Regions from separate parts of the Mus musculus genome. Here all the other regions are linked to region 2. Evidence: chromatin loops called from intact Hi-C (ENCODE). Cell type or tissue: left cerebral cortex. All regions are shown on one strand.

Region 1 (8,000 bases), 220 kb before region 2:
CTGAGTATCATTGTCTAGCTTTCTCTAGTCAGCCTGAGTTCATTTTTAAGTCATCCTCCATCTAGCAGATACCTTTGCTTTTTATGCCGGAAGCCTGAAGACCTTTCCATTCTTCATGACTTAATCAAACCAAGGTTTTCTTTCTTTTTAATTGTGTCTGTTTTCTCTACGGCCTACAGTATGTTGTTTTGATCTGTAACCTCAATTCCTCCTTTATTTATAAAGGAAGCATTAGAAATGTGACCATTCTCTTCATGCCCCTGTCTGGTGCCTGCGTATGTGCACTCATACTCACATGCATGCACACATGTGCGTTAGTTCAAGAATATCCACCGTCTTGACATTTGGTTATGTCTTGGGTGTGTCCCTTTTGAAGCACTCAGTACAGCTGTTTGTCGTCTTTTCTCGGCTAAGGTTTTGTGTCCTCTCACCTGTGGCGTGCATTTTCCTGTTGGTGCTTTCTGATTTTGATGTCTCCTCTCCCTTCAGTCATTTGATTCTGTTTTCCTCATTTCAGTATTTGCTCAGAAACTACAGATGTTCTGTGCAGTTTAAAGAAGTCTTCTAGGATCTGGAAGCCATCTTCTGTTTCTTGGATAATGTTTCTTTCACTCATGGCTCCACATTTGTCTTTCTAATGCGGCCCCTCACCCCCATTATATTTTAGTATATTTTCAGAGTTATCCTCTGTTCATCATTTCTATGCAGCGTGGACAACTTTCCATAGTTGCTTCTTTGATTCCATCAAGTAGACTTGAGTTAACTTCTACTGTTTCTAATTTCTTGGGGCATAGTTTGTTTCCAAATCCCCACCTTCAGTTTGCAGGCTGCCTGAGAGTGCAGTCATTAACAGGAGTCTCGGATGTTTACCCAGGCTGGCATGTCTGAGATTTTGCAAATTTCACATGGACGTCTCTGCATCTTAGAAATTCTCCCTCTTCATCTTTGTCCAGGGCACACATAAGTTATGGCTATGCTGCCTTAGTGTTCCTCTTCTGAAAAATATCAGTTCTCCCCTGCTCAATGTGTGTTGCCACCAATAATTTGACTCAGCCCAACAAAGTTTGCTTGCTGTCTTGTATGTCACATAAAGCAGCATGCTAAACTCTGCCCGTGGGTCTCAGAGGTCCTCCCTGCCCTCTGGAAATTCCAGTTCAGCTTCTTTCTTCTATACCCCAGTTTACAGGAGACCTTAGGTGCTCTGCGGAGTCCATATGCTAGATTCTGAGCCATGCTGGGATTTTAATCCTTTCCCCAGCCTGTTCATTTTTAAGACAATGTACTGTTTTTTTCCATAGTATCGGTGTGTTTATGTATGTGTGTGCTGTTGATGTGTCTGTGGGTTCATATATGTACATGGCTGTGAAGGCCAGAGGACAGTCTTGAGTGTCTGTCTTCATGTGTTGTCTATTCTTTTCTTTGGGACAGAGCCTCTCTTGACCTGGAATTCACCAGTAGACTAGGCTTTCTAGACAACCAGCTCCATGCATCTGCCTGTCTGCCTCCACAGTACTGATTACATATGAGTGATGCTCTGTCTGCCCTTATTACATGGGTTTGATGGTTCAGAGTTGGGTCTTTGTGCCCTTTTATCAAGTGAGCTATTTTCTCACCAAATTTCAGCTCCTAGTTGAGATTATTTTTCTTAGTCATTTTAGAAAATAAATTCGTAATTGTTTGATTCAGCTGTTATGATGCTACTTATAAAACTTTATTTCAGTTGGCCAAATGACTTGTCTTTTTATATTCTCTCTTTATTCTTCCACCCTTCTCCCCCGATCATAAATATGTGCATGCAAGTGAAAATATTAAACCCTTTAAATTGAGATGGAGATTTGAGACGAAGCCTAGAAATGCAGCAGCAGAGATTGGGAGCAGGCAGCTCCTGTCTTGTAGCATTGATAATTAAATGCCTTGTTGTTTAAGATGTTGTTACCAAGATTTTTCTCCAAGACTGCACACAGTGTTTCACACTAACGCCTTCAGTGTTGAAGGGTTGAGGGGATATTTGTATCAGCTTTCTAGACCTGTTAGGTTGTTCTGTGTCTGTCTGTCTCTTTGTCTTTCGGGATGAAGAATATTATTATTCCTCAGCAGGGAAGTGATGGCTCAGGCTTCCAAGAATTGTATTACTTAGGCCTTTTCTTGGAAATAGTTGGAAAACTAATGGGCTCTCCCCACCCTTTTCTTTAGCAGAGCAGTTTTCATAACTTCATGCCAATAGCAGAACAAGCAGCCAGACCCTGACTATCAGGTGCCTCACAGATAGGGTGGGAGAACAGTGGGAAGGATAAACTTCAAGGTTTAAGTAAGTGGAGGTGGCAAACCCTCATACAGGAACTTCAGATTGAGCCAGCGGTGGGGAGTGACTAAGGAGTCAGTTGAAGGGCATTGCTGAATTCCTTAACAAAACACAGTGAGCATCGCGAGACTCATGGGCATTTACTGCTACCCTCTTGAAAACGGTATTTTGGTGTTTTTTTTTTTTTTCTTTTTCTTTTCCTTTCCCTTCTTTCTGTTTGTTTCATCAGTGCTGTAAAGTACTCAAAAATTTTTTGCATCACTTTGAAATTTTACAATTTACCACAAGTTTTCTCTTCCTTGAGTCTCAATCGGCAGCTAACAACAGAAAGGATTATTCTAATAATAGGTATTTAGAATAAAGAAATTTGGCTTGACTCTGAATTCTGTTGTATCTCTCTGCCCATGTGTTCTTATTGTTTCCTCTGTGGTTATTTGCTTTCTGATGACTTTTCTACAAAAACATGAATTATAAAAACATGGAATAAATTTTAAAAATATGTCTCATGGAATTGTTTTCTCGGAGCCACTTCTAAAATAATGGACAGATTTAGTGATTGATGCCAGAGTGATCACGGTGATGTGCATCCTTAAGCCATGTAAAAGAGAACTTCTGCCCCTCTATCCATCTAGAACACCGGGGCCTTTGCCTGTTGTCCCCCGTTCTTCACTATTAGAACCTTTTTCCTCATTGAAAGGAAATGCATTTGTGGAAAAAAATCATTCAATTGGCATTCTAAATGTGCATTTGAAGCTGTGCATAAAAAGTGGCACATTTACTTTAACACCCCCCGCCCCCCCCTCCCCCCCCCCCCCCACACACACATTTTAGCTGGGGAAGGCATTGGGGAAAACAGTGCAGCAAAGCAGGACTGAGGTCGTTTCAGGAGTTTGGCTGAGACTAAATAACACTTATCCCCTCTCTCAGCAGTGACCTTCTTGTTTATATGGTGTTCCCACAATGCACAAGAGTCTGACTGCAGCCCAGAGTAGTGAAGAGAGGAATTCCAAGAAATACCAATCTTCTTTGGTGTCTCCCAGGGCATAGCAAAGCACCCAAAGGCCCCTGTGCAAGCTGAAGCTGGCAGCCCCACAGGGGGAAGCCAAGGGTGGGATTAGGAGAGACAGGCTGTTTTCATCTTAATCATCATATTTACATAAATAATTCCTTATTCTATTTAGAGTGTCTAGCCATTCTCTCCCTTTCTAACTTCATGGCAGTCTCTCCTCCACCAGAGGATGGCATAACACTTCTTTTAGGTTCTGCGTCTGAACGGATATTTTTGTACACCCTCTTCTGAAGCATTTGATGATTCTAATGCAGCAAATGTTTGGTCACAATAAGAGACAACTGACTGTCCTCCGAAGCTCACGAGCACACAGTCACGCATCACACTCTCTTGCTGTCAGATCTTTCAGAGCTTTGCTATGACCTACTTAGGAATCTTCTGGGAAGGTTAAAAATTCTGGTGAATTTTGTGTTGCAGATTTCAGTGGCTCCAACATTTGTACTTCTGTTTTCCAGGCTCGTTCCTATGGAGATAATGGCCAGCCTCGTCATGTAAACCTACTGGCTTCTTTTTTTGGTAGACATGCTTTTTAATTTAAGTCTCAGGAAGCAATATCTTTGATTTGGGTAATTTGACTTTGTAATGCACCATGCGTATCTTTGGGTATTTTGTCAGGAGATATTTTAATGGCATGTTCACCTGACTTTAATTCTGGTGTGTCAGCATTTCTCATAAATCTGTATTTCTCAGGCATTAATCTAATAGTTTTAAGAATATCCTTCAGTGGAGCCAGCAAGCATCCGATAGCAATGAGATTAATTTGAGGAGGCTGGAAGTGATGAAAGGGAGACAGTTCATAAATGGCACGCAATGTGGATGAGCTGGAGGGAAGAGGCTCCTGCCACGTGAAGGCCAGGGCGCCTGACACAGCCTGAGAGATTAGTCAGGCTGGGTTTGCTTTCATTTCCTGCACAGTTATAGGATGACGTGACTTGTCTATATCAATATCAAGAAAGTTTTCATTAGGAAGAGCGGGAAGTTAAGTAAAGGGAGGGAGAAGAGGAAGGGAAGGGACAAAGGAAAAGAAGGCAAAGAACGCTGGAAGCAGTAAGAGAGCCAGCAGAATTAAATTTCCTCAGTCATTCATCTTAGATAAGTGAACAAATGCTGCCCCGCTCCATGGCTTTGCATGATAGACACAAAATCCAACGACGAAGCAAAGAATGGCTCCTCTGAATCAGCAATGGACGGTGATGAAGGCCACTGTCACTGCTGAGAGCCTGGATCATCACCCACTTCAGCACCCTCAGATCTAGTGTTCTTCCTGTTTGCTTTGCCTTGGTTGCTGATGTCTCAATCCTTTGACCTAGTTATTGATTGATGATGGCCATGGTTTCATACCGCTCCTACTGATAGCAAAATGTTCCTGCTATTTCTCTTCTTCTCCACAATGGTAAAATGAGTGCAGAAGGTAGGTGGGCATGCATTCGCCAAATAAAATGCAAGCTGTAGGAGAATATAGATGGGAGACTTCTGGCTTAGAAGGCATTAGAAGGGCCGGGATTGAAACTCAGTAATAGAGCACTACACTAGCTTGCATTCACCCCAAGATAAAAAACAAGCACCTTTAAAAAAAAGGAATTAGGGTTCATTCCCTACACACATTGCATCTCTGAGTATTTGCCATGAAGTGTGTTCAATACTTCACAAAGGGCAGACAGCAAAATTCGAGCTGGTTTTTAAAAGGTTGAGTAGGTAGAAATTTACAGAGCTGACTCTTTGCTGCTGCAGTTGTTGAGTCTGGGGTTCCCTATCCCTCAGAGCTCTTTTCATCCCCAGCCAGTACTGTCTGCCTGCCTAGGTTTTCCTGTGTCTGAGAGCTCAGAGCCTTAGAGGGTGGAATATCTTTCCTCCTCAGTCATGCTAAAGTTTCAAAGAACAATCTATTTAGACTTTGCTCAATTGCCCAGCTGGAAAAGGTATAAAACGCAGAGGGTGCTTCTCCCAAACTCCAGCCAATAAATAACAAGTTGTGTTCACTCCTGTGCTTGGTACAGCCAGGGCCAGCGTTTGTATCAGAGACAGGCATGCCAGCAGCACAGTTTTCTTTATTATGCTCTTTGTTGGTGATGTTGGTTTGGGGACAGGGGATGGAACTCAAGGCCTCTGCATGCTATGCCAGCTCTATGTTACTCATCTCCATCGTTAACCTTTAAAAAATTGATAGTTTAAAATAGTTGCCCCTGTGTTATGGCCTGGGTTGGCCTGGAACTCACTCTAGCCCAGAGAGGCTTTGAATTTGCAATCTTCCTGCTTCTGCCTTCCTATAGCTAGGATTATAGCAATGTGCCACTAGGCTTAGCTCCAGTTCTGGACACAGGTAAGGAGTTTTCTGCAAATAAAATGCTTCTTAACTACTTTGAATATGCAAATTCAAGTCCTTTTGAACCAGAAAGTCATATTTGCAATAACTTAAATATCCCAATCTTCCCTGAACTATTATAGCTATTTAATTGTCACAAGTGATACTGTTTCACCTCAGCCATGTTTTCACAAGTAATTTCTCTCTGGGAGGCATCAGTAGTTTACCCTTCTCTTTCTAAGGATTAAGTGAGATCAGCCGGGTTCCCATGAAAATCGCCTCTCTCAACACAAGCAAACCACCCAGTGAGTGCAATCATCCTCTCCATTGACACAGCTGTCTGTTGGAACTAATGCATTTTCACATCAGTGCAAGAGGACTGCTGCCTGACATTTCGGATTATCTAGCTAAAGTGACAAGGTCTGCTATTCAAACTAGCACAGAAATTCAATGGTTAATAAAAGTTCTTATCCCGTGTCAGTGCAACTTAGCAAAAGATGTTACAAACACCACTTGTTTGTTGGTCCTGGGCTCAGAACGAATAGTGACATGTTATGAGTTATTTTTCTCCACTTATTTTTGTCTCTCAAAACTGTTCATGGTTTTCATGTTTACAAAGCAGCTCCTATCCAGGGCCTGTATGTAAAAGAAACGATTCTATGTTACATAGCTTGAAAAGTTAAAAATGTTTTCTAGCTCTAGTAGCATCCGTCTGTACCCAGCTACTGGGGGCCAGTGCTCCTTTCTCTTATGGTCAAGTGGCTCAGATGGATTAGAGTGGCACTGAGGTTGTTGGGATGCACGCTGAAGAAGTGGAACTCATCAGGTACTGTGGGCGCATTAGTTACTTTTTGCTATGGACAAATACGCGACGGGTACCTTACATACCATTTATTTTTGGCTCATTGTTTAAAGAGATGCAGGCAATCTCTTTAATACACTGGCTAAAGCTTGAGGTAGCTGAGGGATGGATGCTAGGCCTCAGCTTCCTTTCTATTCCCCCTTCGGTTCAGCCTAGGACCCTAACCAATGGGATTGTGCTTTCTTCCCATAGTAAGGCTGTGCCTTTCTGCCCCAGTTAAACCACTCAGGAAGCACCTCGCAGACACACCTAGAGATAGGTTACTACAGGCTTCCAAATCCAGGTAATGGGACGTAAAAAATCAACTATTATACTTTGGATTCAGGAGACATCAGTGACAAGACACAAAGCCAAAGTCAGAGAAGTCACTTTTTCAGAATTCTGTGATGCTAACTCAGTGAACAATTCCCAAGGTCAGTTGGAAGGAGCCTGGTGCTAAGAGACAAAAGAGGGACACATAAGAAATGTTTTTCCAACCAAGAGTTGGAGGACCAGGCCTGTGTAAGGTCTGAAGTACATTGTAGGGAGTCTGTAGGAGAATACTAACCTCAGCATTTTTATGTTGAAATGAATAGGGACAAATATATCTTAAAATAAATTACAGCCATGTGAGCATAATTGAGCTGTCATAGGATCCACTGTCAATGGTGTGTCTTTCAGTGTTGAAAGAGAAATAGATTGTCCAATGAGGCGATTAGAGTCTGTGCCAGCCATCACTTCTGATATCCTGCTATCAGAGTTTGGTTATTTTTTGACTGCCCTGACATACAAAAGAGAATTAGTTTCTCCTCTCCTCTGCTCTCTTCTCCTCTCCTCTCCTTTTTATGGCTTATTTTTAAGAGGGTTTCAGTTTATCATAGTGACAGAGAAGACCAGATCAGCCCACAATGGCAGAATCATGTGGTATAATCTATAGACTGTTCACAATATAGTTGACTAGGAAGTAAGGAATTGTACAGGAGCCATGGCCCAGGCATAACCTTCAAAGGCCCAACCCCTGTGATGAGCTTTCCTTCACTTAGTCCCATCTGGTAAAAGTTCACGGGTTCCCATAGTAGTTCCAACATCAGGGAACGTGCACCCACAAGAGTCCCTGCAGGGCATTTCAATTTAAACATTAACAACAAAATGGTCGTTGTTCTTCAGGGTTCTAAGGAACAGACAGCATTGGTTAGGAAAACCACTGCTCCTTTTTCCCCAGACATAGCCAGATAATCTGAACATGAGCTCAGCACTGAAGGTTATCCCCACAGTAATTGGCTGGATTGTAATTGCCTGATAACACCTTAGGAAATGTCTATTTTGAAGACAACTCTGGCCTCTACCCTGAGAGCAAAATACTTTTTCCCTTGAAATTGGAATGTTCTTATAAAGGTATTGGAAGGTATTGAGACTCTCTGCTGTTTGCAGTTACCTGTTTGGCCCTCAGTCCTCAAAAGACTTGAACTTTGACCTCATTCCTTTA
Region 2 (8,000 bases):
TGTTGGGAGAATGGCATTATCTTGTGCCGGAAGATTGCAGAGCAATATGAGAGTTACTATGACTACAGGAACCTGAGCAAGATGAGGGTAAAGTACTTGGGTGTCTGTGGATCAGGTGTGGTACCCCTGTGTGACTAACTTCCCAGCAGGGCCATAGGAAATCAGCCTTGTGACTCTCTTGATACAGCTTACAGAAACTTTCTCTAAGCTAAGTATTTTCCCTGAAGCATGCTACGCCATGTATACATAAAAACAACAAATTGATCTGTGTGCTCTTTTGATTAATATATAAAGGGGGAACCCTCGGTCTGTTTCTGAAGTCCCACATCTGAAATCCACAATCTAATCCAGGATTTTAAGTTTATGGTGGAAAAATCTCTACACTGAAGAGCTTCCCAATTATGCAAAAAAAACTTTCAGACAATTTACAGTTCTTAGCATCTGTGGTCTACAAAACAAACTGGTAGAAATGGCTAGCTGGCTTGTGTTAAAATACATTCAGGACATAAACTCTCTCTATACCCTTGGAACTTGTTCCCAATAACCAAGTCCCAGGCGGTCAAGGATCTCCATATTCCCTGTTCCTGAGTCACTTGTTTTTGTCGCCTTGCTTTTAGATTCAGACAAATCCTTGTGCTTAGGAGTTACAAGCATTTATCACGATGAATGCAGAGGTGCCGCTCTGTCTCTCTGCTCTCACATATTTAACCGATAATGATATCCCCTTCCACTTTTGAGGCTGGCGTTGGATACATACCATAACTTCAACAGCTTGCAAAGGCCCCTTGCACCAGCACAAGCACCTTATTCGCCCGCTGGGAACTGACCCTATACTTTTGGCCAAGTCCTTCACATCAGCAGGCCAAGGATGTTTCTCCTCGCTTGAAAAACTATAGTAGAAAAAAAAAAAAAAAACCAAAAAACTTAACTTCAGTTCATCATGCTGACGCTTTATATACAAACATTGCTATTTAACTTCTCCTGGCATCCTGTCCCCACAACAGAAGTGAGGTTACAGTGTTTACCAGTGAGAGCCCTTGGGTGCCGTAGCCACTAAGATTTTTATAAACCCAGCACATTACACTTCATATCAACTGCTCTTTGGGGTGCTGTTACTGAGGGAGGAGGAAGCCTTCAAGTACAATATTAGTCTTTCCCTGGAAACCCCAGGGATAACAATACCACAAAAGGGAAGCCATAGGCTTTGTTTGCTCCCTAGTTTGAACATTGTCAAAGACATATTTAAGAGCTTTTAGCACAGACAGCACTTTGTACCCCACACCTCCCTTGGCCTGGGTTGGTGATTTATTCCCCCTTCCACTTATACAAAGGTGTACGTTCTCCATGTCCTGAATTACTGTGTGCAAGGGGAAAGCAGGTACACCTAGCACAAGAGTTCTCCAGAAAGGCTTGGCTTCTAACTGGGTAACTGGGACTTGTCTATGTCTATGATGAAGTAAACATTTCCATAATAGACTTGTAGACATTGTCTCCTCTGGTAGAAGCACACAGTAAAACCCTTGATTCTTTCAGGGATCAGTAAGCTGTAGCCTGTGCTCTGGCACATTGAGACGTACCAGGAAATACAAAGGCTGAAGTGTTCAGTATGTATTTACAACATTGGCTTGCTGGCCCTCTCCTGAAAGCATTAAAAAGGAATCAAATCCTGTTCTGAATGAACTAAAATATTTCATCTGTGTACAGAAGCACATTCTTGTACTGGTGTGGCTGACATGTGGGATGGAATTCACAGACCTTCCCCTATACTTTCCCAGATGATGGAAGCCTCCTTGTATGACAAAATCATGGACCAGCAGCGCCTGGAACCTGAATTCTTCAGAGTTGGATTTTATGGGAAAAAGTTTCCATTTTTCTTAAGAGTAAGTTATACACTACTTAATTTGCTTTAATCCTTCCAGCTCAGATCCTGCAATCAACAAAACTAAGATATAGTGACATTGTATGACCAGTGACAAGAAGGAGACAGCATGTTTTGCCTTGAACAGTGTCTTAAAACCAAACAGTGTACCCCTTCCTGTGTTTACGTTATGAAGTCTTCAGTGGTTATGTCTTCCCTTCGGTGGTATTCACTGGTATATTCAGTGTGCAGTTCCCATAGTTAGCATTAGAGAATATGGAGCAGAGCAATAGAGGGCCTTGCAGTTGCAGACTGTAGGAATTAACAGAGTCACATCAAGTCGAAATCCTACTCCACAGCCATGGGGAAAGTGTTGTTGGTCCTTTTTGATGGCTTTATAAAAAGGTAAATATCACCCAGCAAAGACATCTGATTTATTGGTACTATTCAAGACATTGTAAGGCAGTATAAAATACTTAGTATCAGCAGGGCGTGGCTGAGCACACCTTTAATCCCAGCACTTGGGAGGCAGAGGCAGGCGAATTTCTGAGTTCGAGGCCAGCCTGGTCTATAGAGTGAGTTCCAGGACAGCCAATGCTATAGAGAGAAACCCTATCTCAAAAAACCAAAAAAGAAAAAACAAAACAAAACAAAAAACAAACAAACTTAGTATCGCCCTTCTCGTTTATACTGTGCCACATAGTATTTTATATGTGTGAATGTTATTGGATACATCTATCCGAACACCCTCCATGTATTAAAATGCTAGTTAAAAGAGTTCCTTTACTCACTTAGGGAACTGTGGAGAAGTGTTCTGGATTCCTGATAAAATCCATTTATTCCATTTATGAGCCAGGTATAGCACCTCAATCATGTAATACCAGCACTTGGGAGGTTGAGGCAGGAGAATTGCTACAACTTTACTTTGGCCAGTGGTGAATTCCAGGCCAGCCTGGCCTTCAGAGTAAGACGTGTCCAGATAGGAGGGAGAGAGAGAGAGAGAGAGAGAGAGAGAGAGAGAGAGAGAGAGAGAGAGCAATTTGAGTTCATTACAACTTTAAATCTCAATATAAAAATATTTGTGTTGAGCTAAATCTTGCCATAACTGTAAACACATGTAAGAAAAGGCAAGGTGAGTCTACTCAGAGAAGGAAGATGAGAAAGATGTCATTTATTGCTTAATCTTTATCTTATCTGCCTTTTAGATAAGTAGAAAGACTGGCAGATGGACCTCAAAGTATCCAAAGAGCATCAGTAAATATTTAGATCATGTGGAACACTTACATGATGGCTGTAGTATGTTGGTTAGCACTGACTGATCATTAACTTGACAGGATCTGGACCCACTTGGGAGACAAGGCTCCAGGCATTCCTGTGAAAGATCTTGTCAAATGGATTGTGAAAGAGCTTGTCGAGTAGATTACCCTCAGGAATAAAAAGACCCAGAAACGCCCTTAGCAAGAGCATTCCTCTCTCTCTCTCTCTCTCTCTCTCTCTCTCTCTCTCTCTCTCTCTCTCTCATTCCTGCCTGTGCACTGACATGTCATCTGCTGCTGGCCCCTCATTTCCCCACTCTAAGGGACTATGCCCTAGAACTGTGAGCCTGAGAAAACTCTCCTGCCCTGAGGGTTTGTGAAGTAGCCTTGCTCAGGGTACTTTATCACACCACCAGGAAAAGGAACTCAACAAGTTGACATTGATTTTATTGATTGAAATGACCATGTACTTGAGTGCAACATGGATATTGTATAAAAACTGTATTGCACTTAAAAAAATAAGTGCACACAGCATTGCAGGTAGGCCTATCTGATGATGGAAGAAAGATAATGGCAAATGCAGATGATTTGCTAAATTTAAAAGATTACATCCAGTTCTGGTCAGTTGTCAGCACCCCTTGAAGAGCACAGGGGTCTGGCTCTCAGTGGAGTGGTGTTCCTTCTAGGGCAGTGAGCAACATAGGGGACCAGAAACTCCTTCAACAGGGCAAAGTGTGGCTTTGATGTAGATGACTCTCTTCTTCTCTTGATCCAAAGTTCTACAGAATGAAAAACTACATTTCCTTCCATATCATGTCAAGACTTGGCTAATCCATTGTGACTTGAAGGTATGGTGTTTGGAGAACATAACAGTTTTAGGGACTCAAAAAGCTTCTGGTTTCTTTAAACTGTAAAAAGAAAACAAAATAATCTTTAGGTTGAATGAAATATGTAATAGTATTTGATAAATTATAAGTCATATATTTGTAAATATCAACATTGATATGTTTATCTCTATACCAAACTGGTCATCTGATACACCTTTTTATATTTTTATGGAGGAAGAGGCTGATGACACTAAATGTGCCGAAGCAGTCATGTAGCCCTGACAAAAATGTGATTTAGTTACAAGCATTCAGTGAAACACCCTAGATCCCTATCTACTCCATGTAATTACTGTAACTGGAAGGGTATATAGGGCTAGAAAGATGGCTCCACTTAACAGAACTTGCTGGTCTTCCAGAAGGACCCTAATTGGGTTGCCACCATGTGAAGCAAGTCACAACTGCCCTTAACACTGGTTCCAACACCCTGTCCTGGCCTCTCTGGGCACCAATATAACATGTGGCCTACACTCACAGATACATATAACATTTCTTAAAAATCAATCTTGAAAGATAATATATTTTTAAAAATCAGAAGTAGTTTGGAAGCACAAATTATAAAGGAACTTTAGCAAACATCAAAACTACATTGACCAAATAGGCCAAAGTTTGTTTAATGAACAATTATAATAAATTGATGTGTCTATCATTGGTCTTTTGGAAAATAGCCTTTTTCTATGTAATTGGCATTTACTTCAAGATGGAGGAGAAGGATTGCCCTCTATTGGATTGTAAGGAACACTGCAGGCTTCAGAATCCCAAGAAGTTCTTCCTTGTCTTTTTTTTTTTTTTAATTCCAAATTAAAAATAAATATCAAGATTTAAAATGTCCATATGTCCATTTGTTGTTTGATTAATGCAGGATGCATTTAAAAATTCTAGTACATTGAAACAGTTGTATAATCTAAGTAGTTATTTTTCCCCATAAATGGAAAGTGTTAACCCTCATGACTAGGCAGGTCTACATCTAGGTCATTAAAAAGAACTCTGAAAGCACTTATATGAAGGTTTGTATCTAAATTTTCTTGGCAGCACTGTTTATATCATCCAAAAAGTAGGAAAAAAAAAAAAACTCAAGGATCATCAGGTGATGGATGGACAGGCCAAATGAAATTTATCTACACAATGGATTACAACCCAGCAACTAAAACAAAAGAAGTATACATCTCTGCCACAAGCTAAAGAACTCATTGAAGCCAGGTCCCCAAGATGTAGCCTTTGGCCCTTCTGTCCTTCCGAAGGCTAGAATAGAGATGGCCATCTGCCTGCCCTCTCAGTGGAAGTAGAAAGCTGATCTCAGAGCCTGTTAGGAAAAGATGCAGTCATGTGGATTTTTAGTTATTGCATATCTTTGTTCTCTTTGAAATTGGACATTTATGTGTACGAGTGTGACGTATATCTTATAACAGTCATCTTTAACATGTGTCAATCAACATTTTAAGATACTGCTTGGGCCTTGTCCTTAATACTCACCATCAGTCCCCGTGCAACTCAACCTGAGATTCAGATGCTATTGGGTCTGGTGAAAATCAGTAACAAGTGAGGCCTTTGCCCTTTGCCCTTTGCCCTTTGCCCTTTGCCCTTTGCCCAGCATGTTTATTCACAGGCATATTTTCAGATAGTTATGGTTTCTTTTATCGTTGCTGCAGTGTCATGACATGGAACAGATGGTCAGTTATTACCACAGTCTTGGGTTTTTTCCTTCTTTGTTATATAATCCTAATTTCTGTTTTGATTGCACCCCCAGAATAAGGAGTTTGTATGTCGAGGGCATGACTATGAAAGACTGGAGGCCTTCCAACAGCGAATGCTGAACGAGTTCCCCCATGCCATCGCCATGCAGCATGCCAACCAGCCCGACGAGACCATCTTCCAGGCAGAGGCTCAGTGTATCCATTCCTGATGGGCCTCGGTTGGGTGGTACCTGTTGTTAGCTGCAGGACATTGTCCTGTGAACTGTTGCGGCCACTGCTCCCTTTTCAGTGCCCCCCCCCCCCCACCCCTCAGACTTGCTAGTCCTCTCCCTCCTGGTGTTAGCTTATTCTAATTGTTATCACAGAGTCAGTGGGAAAGAAATGCCATAAACATCTGGTAAGGAATTTTCTCCCTTTTGTTGGATACTCCTGCAATTTACACTTCTGAAGCTCACTCTTATTGGATTTCCCATAGAACAATAGAATAATTTTCCTCTGACATCCAATGGAAACTGTTTCAGTTCAAGGAAGTGGTAGCATTGTGTTCAGGACAGCCCATCCTCCACCTCCTCTTCCCCTTCTACTTGCATTATATAGTGAGGGAAAGAAGAAAAAGAGGTGTCTCCAGTATCCTTGGGGTCCTGATATTCAGGACTCTGACTTAATAATAGCATATAATTCACATACACACACCCCCATGTAAACATATCTAAACACAAAGCAAACAATTTAAATGGAAGCATGTAGGCTTTAGACACAAAGGCAATTCACCCATCAGTTCTTCCTAAATCCACCAGAAATCAGTGGTTTTAAAGAAAAACAGGTAAACTCCCAGTGGCTTATGGATATACTTTCAAAGCAGAACCTAAATGCAAAAGAAATAAATTATTTAAGAAAAATATTTGCTCTGTTTCTCCGGAGAGGAAGTAACTATATAAACAAAATAGTATTTAAAGTGGGAAGTACAACTAACCACTTAGCTTATCTATACCTGGCCTTGGAAAATGGATGCCACACTTCAGAAGGCTGGGGTCGCAGCAACACTTGGCAGGTGCAAATCCCTGTCAGTTTTGGTTACTGCCTTTGGTCATAGTCTTATGAGGATTTCCATATCATTATAAATGAATTTTAGGAGCCATGAACAATAGACTGAAGATGAAAGTGTCTTGTGTACAAGAGGTAGGTTATCCTGACTCTGCAAACCCAAGCCCAGCTGTCCCTCCCCAACCCTACTAATGTAAGCTGTAACTTCACAGGTTACAGAAATGCCAAGCGTGTGTCCTGTACGAATCAAACTCTTAGGACTAGATCAAGGCCTGAAGTTGGAGGCGTGCTTAGAAGTGTGTTATTCATAGCTTCTGGGCAGTTTTAAATGACTTCAGCTGGAATGGAAACACCAGACTGCCTTGCCATTTGTCAAGCCGGGTTTCCTCCTTGACTCTTTAATCTTAGATTTACAGATATATGCTGTGACTCCCATTCCAGAGAGCCAGGAGGTACTGCAGAGAGAGGGGGTCCCAGACAACATCAAAAGCTTCTATAAAGTGAACCACATTTGGAAGTTCCGCTACGACAGGCCATTCCACAAAGGCGCAAAAGACAAGGAGAACGAATTCAAGGTACCCTACAGTGCCTGTAACAGGCTGCCTCCTCAAATGCTTTCCTAGACTGAGCCCTCTGACTTAGTAACTGAGGACGAAGTCACGTGACTGGAACAAAGGGTCTAGAGTTCTTTTATCCTAGGAACACCCCGGCTCTGCAGTGTATCCAAGTGACGGGAAACATTTTCTAAGCAAGAAGAGTTTTGGTCCCAAGCTCAGAAAGTCTGAGCAGATCTGGCAGTAGGTCTTGAAATCAACTTCCCTACAGCAGTTCCAATACCCGTGGTGCTTAGACCAACCTTTAAACTCAGGTTTGAACTCAGGTATTCTAACATCAAGGAAGGATAGAGTAAAGAGGAGCCAAAGACTACGTGAGGGAGAACTGAGAAGAGGCCACGTGGGCACACTGTTGGTAGCCTGGAGATGCTCTGTTCTGTCCTTTGCTCTAGTCCTCGTGGCAACAGTGTGATTAGGATTCTGAGATGAGGACCAGAGTGTATGCTAATCCTGGCATCTGCATGTGCCAGCCCGTCTGCCCTCACCAGCTCCATGCGCCTTGCTAGTTTAGCATGCTCCCAGTCAGAAAGTTCTCACAGCCTCACTGGGAAAAGGATATCTAAATAACTATTCAGAAATCACTTCTTCCCTTGAAAACCATGATATGGGAAGAGTTAGGCCCCAGTCACTTGGCATTCGAACCTGAACAA
Region 3 (8,000 bases), 81 kb before region 2:
TCCCCCAAGACAGGTAGAGGCCAAGTTTGTTTCTTCTAGTTCTTGAAAGGCCTGTTGGACTCTGAATCCACCTGTCAGTTTCAGAAAGGAACTGGAAGAGTCAGGGCTATGTGCTTGTTCATAAGCTGTAGTAGAAAATGGACTGGGAGGGCACTCTTAAATCCAAAGGCTCACTAGATGAGCCTTTGGTACATTGGCCTTGTTGTCACAGTACACTGACAATGTGTGTTCCTAAGAATTGAGTTACCTTAAACAATCAAGAAGGCCTTCATTGCTGGAGTCCATTGCTCGACTGAGTGTCTGTGTTCAGCTGTCTAAGCATGAGTCAAGCAGGTTCCTACCTGTCTGGAAATCCCACTCTTATAGAAGGTAGCAGAAAAGGTTACAGCAGATATCTGTTGGCTGCTTACACCATTCTTAGTACTGGAAATGCAGTTGGGTCATGTTCATCTCTACCCTCTTTGGATTTTACAGTCAACCTTGGACGTAGAAACCTTTAGGTAAAAAACAAGTGCTTCTGTGAGGTAGGAACATGTGGGAGGCATGGTAATCCCTCCTGGACAACACCATCTAGTTGGAGAACTAAACAATGAGCAGGAGCTCTGGGGAGTAGAGGAGATACTGAAAATACTTTTAAGTAAATGCCATCCTAAACTAGAGAGGCTAGTCTCGGTGAGGGGACTGGGTAGCAGTGCATGTAGGAAGTCAGCTTTTACCAGTAGAGCACTGTTCCTGAGAGGGGCTGGACTCTATGAAAAGCAATTAACCTTCCTTTTCTGTTTGAAAAGGTGATATGCTTGATCTTTTGAAATGGAGAACCCACCCAGACAAGATCACAGGCTGTCTCTCTAAGTTAAAAGAAATCGATGGCTCAGAGATAGTAAAGGTATATACATTGTTTCATTACCACTTGGAAACTCAACCACTCTGGGAGGAGGACACGCTGGGTCTTACTCATTTGCCTTTACCTCTTTAATCCATAGTTTCTCCAAGACACACTGGATACCTTGTTTGGAATATTAGATGAAAATTCCCAAAAATATGGGTCTAAAGTGTTTGATTCTTTGGTAAGTTTACATTTTCTTAATAATGTAACAGATAAGTGTGCCTCTCCATCCTGGCTGTTTCAGAAATGGCCACTTGATGATGTAAGAGTTTATTTACTTATTTTGAGCAGACAAAGAAAAGATTGGCACTGGGTTCTGTAACACTCAATTTTCTCCTTAGGTCCACATAATAAATTTGCTACAAGATAGCAAGTTCCATCATTTTAAGCCTGTCATGGACACTTACATTGAGAGTCACTTTGCTGGGGCACTTGCATACAGGTAAGACTTGTAACTGCCTTAGGAATCACACTCGTGCTAACGCTTAAGCAGCTGCTTAGGAAGAAATTGCTGTAAGGGAACACAGGCAGATGTGAACCCCAGCCAACAAACCCTGTCTCTCCTCCTCACACACCCCTGTTCAGTGGTGATAACTTATTTTGATTAAAAGGAAAGGGGGTTGGGAGAACTTGCTGAGTCTGATCCTGGAACCTGGTGCCTTTCTTCTCACCTCCCTTTCACCCAGTGTGCTCTGGTCTAAGATGCCAGGTCCTTGTCATTTTTGCTGCAAGGAGTCCTGTTTTTACTACACTCCTTGCATATGACTTAAAGGAATAACTGTGAATGCAAAGCAGCCCTTGCCTTCATCCGTGTCCCAGGTCACTTGTTCACCTGTTAATATTCACAGAGGCCTTACCCATTACCAGGTGCCTTGTTCTGTGTTCTAATATACACACCTAGTCCCTGGCCTCAAGCCATTTAGCCATTGAAGTCTACTGTTAGATAGTAGCTGCCTCTTTTCCAACGGTGCAAGTTATGTAAGTAGCAGAGGGCATGAGTGATGTCCTACTTCAGCTCTGCTAGCCTCCAGAAAGCCACTAATAATAGCCTGAAGGCAGCTGCACACCAGGCTTTATACATTGTGTTCTTATGTGAAGACTTCGTCCCTGACCAGTAGAATTGGGATTATCTAAATGGAGACCAGCAAGCTAACTCTAAACTCTAAACACAGGTGGATTGTTTCTCTCTCTCTCTCTCTCTCTCTCTCTCTCTCTCTCTCTCTCTCTCTCTCTCTCTCTCTTCTTTCTTTCTACCTTTAAAAAAAAGAAGAAAAACTACCACTTGAATTAGAAAATAAAAATTAGCCAGCATTTTTGTCAGTGAGATTGTAATACTAAAAATAGTGGGTTGTTCTTTAGTTTTTGTTTTGTTTCCTAAAATAAATTAAAAATAAACCACTAACAAGAAAGCAGCTCTCTCTCCTGGAAATGCTTCTTCAAGAGCACACTTTGATGGTAAGAAAGTTGGCCTGGTAAATGCAGGAATGTAGCTTGGAGTGGAATAGTTTGTCTTCATGCATCCCCTGCCTTTTACCTGCGGCTAAATAGCTAACACTTTGCAGTACTCACAAGATTTGAAAGGAAAGAATACTGATGAGCAGTTGTCCAAGAATGCTCATGACAGCCCTAATTCTAAGGTCAACAGGATACCTACAGACTGAGGGCAATCTCAGGGGGCCGCAGTATGTTTCCATCTTACGTTTCAAGACAAGTAGTGACCTGCAGTTTCAATAAAGTTGTTCTAGAGCAACCTGGCAGGGGAATGTGAGACCTTACAGAGAAAGACTAGTCTTCCTGATATGCATGTATGTTGAGTTTATTGCCATTTAATTGAGAATTAGCCATTCTGCAATCTGGGCATTGCTCCCTGTGTTTTAGAGATCTCATCAAAGTGCTCAAGTGGTACGTGGACAGGATAACGGAAGCAGAGCGCCAGGAGCATATCCAGGAAGTGTTGAAGGTAATAACACGCTGTTGAAAACAGATGACAGAGTCTCACAAAGCTGTTACGTGATGATTGGAGACTAATTGGTTCTTCTGCACAGACAGTAATTGGTGATGATACATTACTGACTTTCCAATTCAAGGATCTTAATCAGTTTATGACTGCTCCAGAGCTGATGAAACTTGAAAGGGACTTTGCCAGGCCTGCCCAAAGGCACATGCTGGGGATTGAATCCTGCAGAGATGATGTCCAGAATGGGCAGGCAGGAGAGGGAGCATGGGAAGAGACTGGAATGAGCAGTTAATTAAACTTGGAAATTTCTGCCTATTTCACACCCTGACAGAGACCTAATGAGAACCCTTTAGCTTAAGTTTTAAATGACAGTAGGATGACCTAAGGGATCACAATGAAGGAACCTTATGTTGTACTGGGTCTCCTGGTTTAGTAACTCCCACATCTCTAGACCCAATATATTGAGCCACAGTGATATTAACATGGTCTTCAGACATGTTGAAGAATAAAATTTTCCCAGCTACCAAATCCTTTCCCTTCTCTTTCCTACTCCTTCCATCTCCCCATCTCTGTATGAGATAGGGTCTCATTAGGTAACCATGGATGAACTCCAACTCTCAATGTTTTTGTGTAATCGTTTTAAGTAAAGAATGAAGATTTAGGGCAAGGTGTATAGTTCAGTAGTATGTGTTTGCCTAGCAAGTATCAGGCTCTGGGCTTATCTCCAGTACTGCCATGGGGGGAGGGGGTGGGGGGAAAAATATATATATATATATATATATATATATATATATTTGTCAAGGGGTTTCCTAGCCCTAGCCGTCCTTTGATTCATATTAAGGCTATACTATGTAGTGTCAGCCCATACATAGATAATGCATACATAAAGATTATAAAACAGGTACTTCCTTTTATTACCAATTTATTCACTTGGTCTGCTTGGAAGTCGAGTGCTAAGTGGCAAACTACTTTTGAAAATATTCGTTACTTCATCGGCTAAATTAAAACAGAATCTATTTGAAGATCAAAAATATTCAGTGTTTCTAACTTTGGAAATATAAAGAGTTTTTAACATATTTTGCTTCTTTGGCATCAAAGAAGAATGGCTTTTCCACTTTAAGTATATATCACTCAAACATCTCAGGGTGGCTCGGTTTCGGGATGAATTATTTAAAAGTCTAACACTGTTCTGTAATATTTTTTATGCTATGTCATTGTTACATAAATACTCTCAGAGTCCTTTGAAGCTAACTTTCTAACACTCTTGTTTCAAGGCACAAGAGTACATTTTTAAGTATATAGTTCAATCCCGAAGGCTGTTTTCCCTTGCCACCGGAGGGCAGAATGAAGAGGAATTCCGCTGCTGCATCCAGGAGCTCCTTATGTCCGTCCGCTTCTTCCTCTCACAAGAGAGCAAAGGGACTGGAGCTTTATCTCAGTCGCAGGTAACTGTTTTCCACCCCTGCTGAACAGAAGAAAACAGGGACTGCAGTTTGTTTCCTTTTACCTGCCAGCGCGGTTGAGTAGCCTTGCTCCCTTTTTCCTGACGCTTGGCCATCATCAGGGTGAGACTTTGAAGTTCCGTGAGCTCTATGGACTGGCCTAACCTAAGCAACTCCATTCCCCATGCCCCATGCTAGAATAGAGGCAGTTTGCATCAGCCATGTTTTCATTTACTCAAACACATTCAGGTGGCTTGACACTGTCACCCTCAACTGGGAGACGGAATGTCTCTAGAACCTGGTTCTTAACCCCAGCCTCATTGCTTTTTAATCTATCAACTTGAGAATCATCCTCTTGGACAATGCTAAATTCACATTGTCTTCTTCTATTTTACTTGCTACCACCTTCCTGGGACTGATCTAAGATAATGCCAAGCCAATGCTGCAGATTCTATTACTGAGAGTCGCCTCACATGCGTTTATCTATGCATGTGTGCTTAGTGCTTACCTGCACCAATACGTTCTTGGCCGTTTTGAGACAGGGTATACTTAACCTCGTCTGGCCTCTACCTCTCAAGGACTGGAATGGCAGATGTGAACTAGCATGCCTGGCTCTGATTTTCTTTTTTTATTTGTTTTTGACTTTTTTTTTTTAAGTTCTGGATCCATCAACATTCAAAATAGCATTGCCTTTTATACATTCCCAGAGACAATTCTTAGTGTTTCTCTATCTTTTCTTAATCCTTCTTGTATATTTTTAATTTTGATGCCTTGGTTAAAAGCTGTCAGATAGAGAGGCAGCCTCCCACCATCCTCTGGAAACTTAAGATCTTGGAGAACTAGAGCTTTAATATGAAGATTAAAGCAAACTGGGTCTTAAGAATGCTGATGTCATCTGGAGTCATGTGGTAGGTAGCATGTGGCAGGCCTACCATACAGTGTCCCAGCACCAGAACTCACAGTCCTTTGGTTACAGCACTGTACTTTTCCTGACTGCTTACACAGCTAGTCTTGTTATTTATTCTCTTCCTTACAGATGTGGACTTATCTTCCACCCGGGCCATCATATAACAAGGTCTTTTTTTTTTTTTTTTGTACTTTCTTTTTCTTTTTTTTTTCCATTTTTTATTAGGTATTTAGCTCATTTACATTTCCAATGCTATACCAAAAGTCCCCCATAGCCACCCACCCCCACTCCCCTACCCACCCACTCCCCTTTTTTGGCCCTGGCGTTCCCCTGTACTGGGGCATATAAAGTTTGCGTGTCCAATGGGCCTCTCTTTCCAGTGATGGCCGCCTAGGCCATCTTTATAACAAGGTCTTTTAAATGTCATCTTATACTCTGTAGTTAGCAGTCCAATCCCGGCACCAGGGAACTTACCGGAGACCTCAAGGGCAAGCTTTCACCTTGCCAGAGCTGATTTGTAGCAGCTGATAATTTGAGGAGGATAATCCAGTATGCTTACCACAGAGGTCTCAGAGTTTACTACTTTGTGATTAAGGTTTCACCCTGAAACATCTCTACTAACTGTTGTTAATCACAGAGACCACATCTGCCTGCTTTGCACCTGAAAAATATCTTCCTATTCTTAAAAGTAATGTTAAATTATTGTTTATTACTTCTTGGGGATATAAGACATTTTTCTTCCTCTTCTAAAACTACAGAAATCTTTCTGTACCTTCACCGTATCTCCTGTGAGTCCTAGCATTCCCTAAGGTACCTCCCATTGCTATGATTCTGCAGGGGGTAGCAGCCCTGATGCTTCTCTACCATTCTGACTTTCATTAGTCTTGGTTTTTAGAGTATTACTCCACAGTTGAGCTTTAGAGGCAGCTTTGTTACTTCTTAAAGTATATAAAGTTCCTAAAAAAGCTAATAACCCTACTGATGGAATTCTTTATTCTGTATGCTGTTTATTTATGTGTGTGTGTGTGTTTCGTTTTAGTTTTATGCAAAGTCACAGTTAATGTAATATTATGAGATATTGGTTTTCTTTAATAAAAAAAGGGGGCATTACTTCCCAATATTTTGGTGGTAAGGTTAATGACACATTTCTTCCCATTCCAAGTTCACTGATGATCCTACACTACTCTTAAAGAAAGGAGGAGGGCAAAAGTTTGATTAATGAGAGAGGTTAGTTTTCTACTGCTGCTAACATATCTTAGCTTGATGGCCTTAAGCAGCTTTTGAGTTGCAGTTTTGTAGGTCAGGAGTCTACTCAGGCTTAGTTGAATTCTTTCCTAAGAGTTTCCCAGAGTCGAAATCAGAACTTGATTTCTTATCTGAAGCCTTTGAATAAGAACAGGACTGTTTTTTTTTCAGCCTATTGGTAGAAATTGTGGGATCAAGGGCCTCTCCTGCAAGCTGCCAATACAGGCTGGGGGCATGGGAGGTAATCTGTCTTCTCAAGGACACTCAGAATGTTTTTTTACATGTGGTTGCTTCAAATCCAGCAGCCATATGCTGTGTTCTGTCCATGCTCTCAATCTCTCTAAGACTCCTACAATGAAATAAACAAAACAAAACAAAAACCTAAAGGTTTATGGTTAGGCTAAGCCTACCTATATAGTCTCCATATTTAAGAGTCGCCTAAGTAGGTAGCATCCTTCGTTTTTTTCTGCAAAAGCTCTTTGGCAATGCAACATAACGTAATTGCAAAGCTACCAGGGACAAAGGTCATGATCAGTCATCTTAGAATTGCATCTCCATCACTGCAAAGAGAGGCCCATTGGACTTGCAAACTTTATATGCCCCAGTACAGGGGAAAGCCAGGGCCAAAAAGGGGGAGTGGGTGGGTAGGGGATTGGGGGGGTGGGTGGGTATGGGGGACCTTTGGGATAGCATTGAAAATGTAAACGAGGAAAATACCTAATAATAAAAAAAAAAAAAGAAAAAAAAAAAAAAGAATTGCATCTACTTTATCCAGAGCCAAGGATCATACTGGCCTACATTTTTAAATTATGTTAAAAGCAGAAACTGAGTTTGCTTGCTTGACACTGTGGGAGTCTTTCCCACGTGAGTTACAACCCAGCACAGATGCTGATTCCTGGAGACAAAGGGACCTTCTTAGTACTCTATCAAGTGGGCTAAGGGATTGCCACCCAATGGGTCTGTCTATCAGTGGGGCAAGGGATTGCTTCCCAGTGGGCCATCTCACCTTAGGCTTGGTAGGGAGATTCATTTATTCCTCTTAGCCAAAGCCCATCTTGGCAATGAGTCCTGAAGAGCCTTACCATGTCAGGCAGGACCGAGAACCAGCTTGGCTGTGTTGCCACTTCCCATTTCATGTACTGACTCCTGCCCCAGAATTTCCTGGAAAAGAAGACGAAGGGCAAAAAGGGTAAAGGCCCCAGCCCTTGCTGCAAGTTCCTTGTAATTATTTTTCTCCATTTGTCTCAGGGCATAGGAAGGTCAAAACCAAATTGTACTTTTATTTTTATTTTCAATTATAACCCTTAGCTTGTCCCAGGGCAGCTGGCTTCCTGCCCTCATCATAAAGTATTTCTTGCTTTATGCTTTTTAGTGGTCATATTATAAAGGTACCTTACATTTCAGGGACACCAAGATACATTTTTCAAGTAAAAAAGTATAATAAAGAATTCAGGAATATGTTAAAGGATACAGGAAGGAGATAATTTGACTTTTTGTAAGCAGAGAGATTCATTGATTTTTTTAAAATTTATTTTATTCCATTTATGTGACACAGTTCTTTGC

The links. Hi-C counts contacts between places; a loop is a spot of excess contacts. Peaks named below come from ENCODE experiments on the same cell type or tissue, not always from the same donor. Only the 100,000 strongest peaks of a DNase experiment are listed, where the experiment ranks them.
Region 1: it touches region 2 in a loop (3.0-fold over the local background); 2 of 42 quality-filtered maps call a loop at or near these places.
Region 3: a loop joins it to region 2, with 3 times the contacts of the local background. A loop is called at or near these places in 5 of 42 quality-filtered maps.

Annotation. Positions count from the first base shown.
Region 1 is chr12:40,591,984-40,599,983 of GRCm38, forward strand. The region is part of intron 1 of Dock4 (dedicator of cytokinesis 4); the gene reads left to right. Among named protein-coding and RNA genes, the nearest start is that of Dock4, 150 kb to the left of the region's middle. In left cerebral cortex, a CTCF peak has its summit at 3,552 (motif pointing right); DNase peaks (open chromatin) are centred at 3,648 and 3,756; H3K27ac peaks cover 2,468 bases.
Region 2 is chr12:40,810,445-40,818,444 of GRCm38, forward strand. Dock4 (dedicator of cytokinesis 4) reads left to right here. Exons shown (of 53, transcript NM_172803.2): 38 at 1-87; 39 at 1,776-1,880; 40 at 5,746-5,887; 41 at 7,145-7,311. Among named protein-coding and RNA genes, the nearest start is that of Immp2l, 210 kb to the right of the region's middle. In left cerebral cortex, a CTCF peak has its summit at 4,729 (motif pointing left); a DNase peak (open chromatin) is centred at 4,717.
Region 3 is chr12:40,729,061-40,737,060 of GRCm38, forward strand. It overlaps Dock4 (dedicator of cytokinesis 4), which reads left to right. Exons shown (of 53, transcript NM_172803.2): 18 at 789-886; 19 at 984-1,067; 20 at 1,228-1,328; 21 at 2,765-2,846; 22 at 4,118-4,288. Among named protein-coding and RNA genes, the nearest start is that of Dock4, 290 kb to the left of the region's middle. In left cerebral cortex, no CTCF peak of the experiment used is centred here; DNase peaks (open chromatin) are centred at 4,178 and 5,140; H3K27ac peaks cover 597 bases.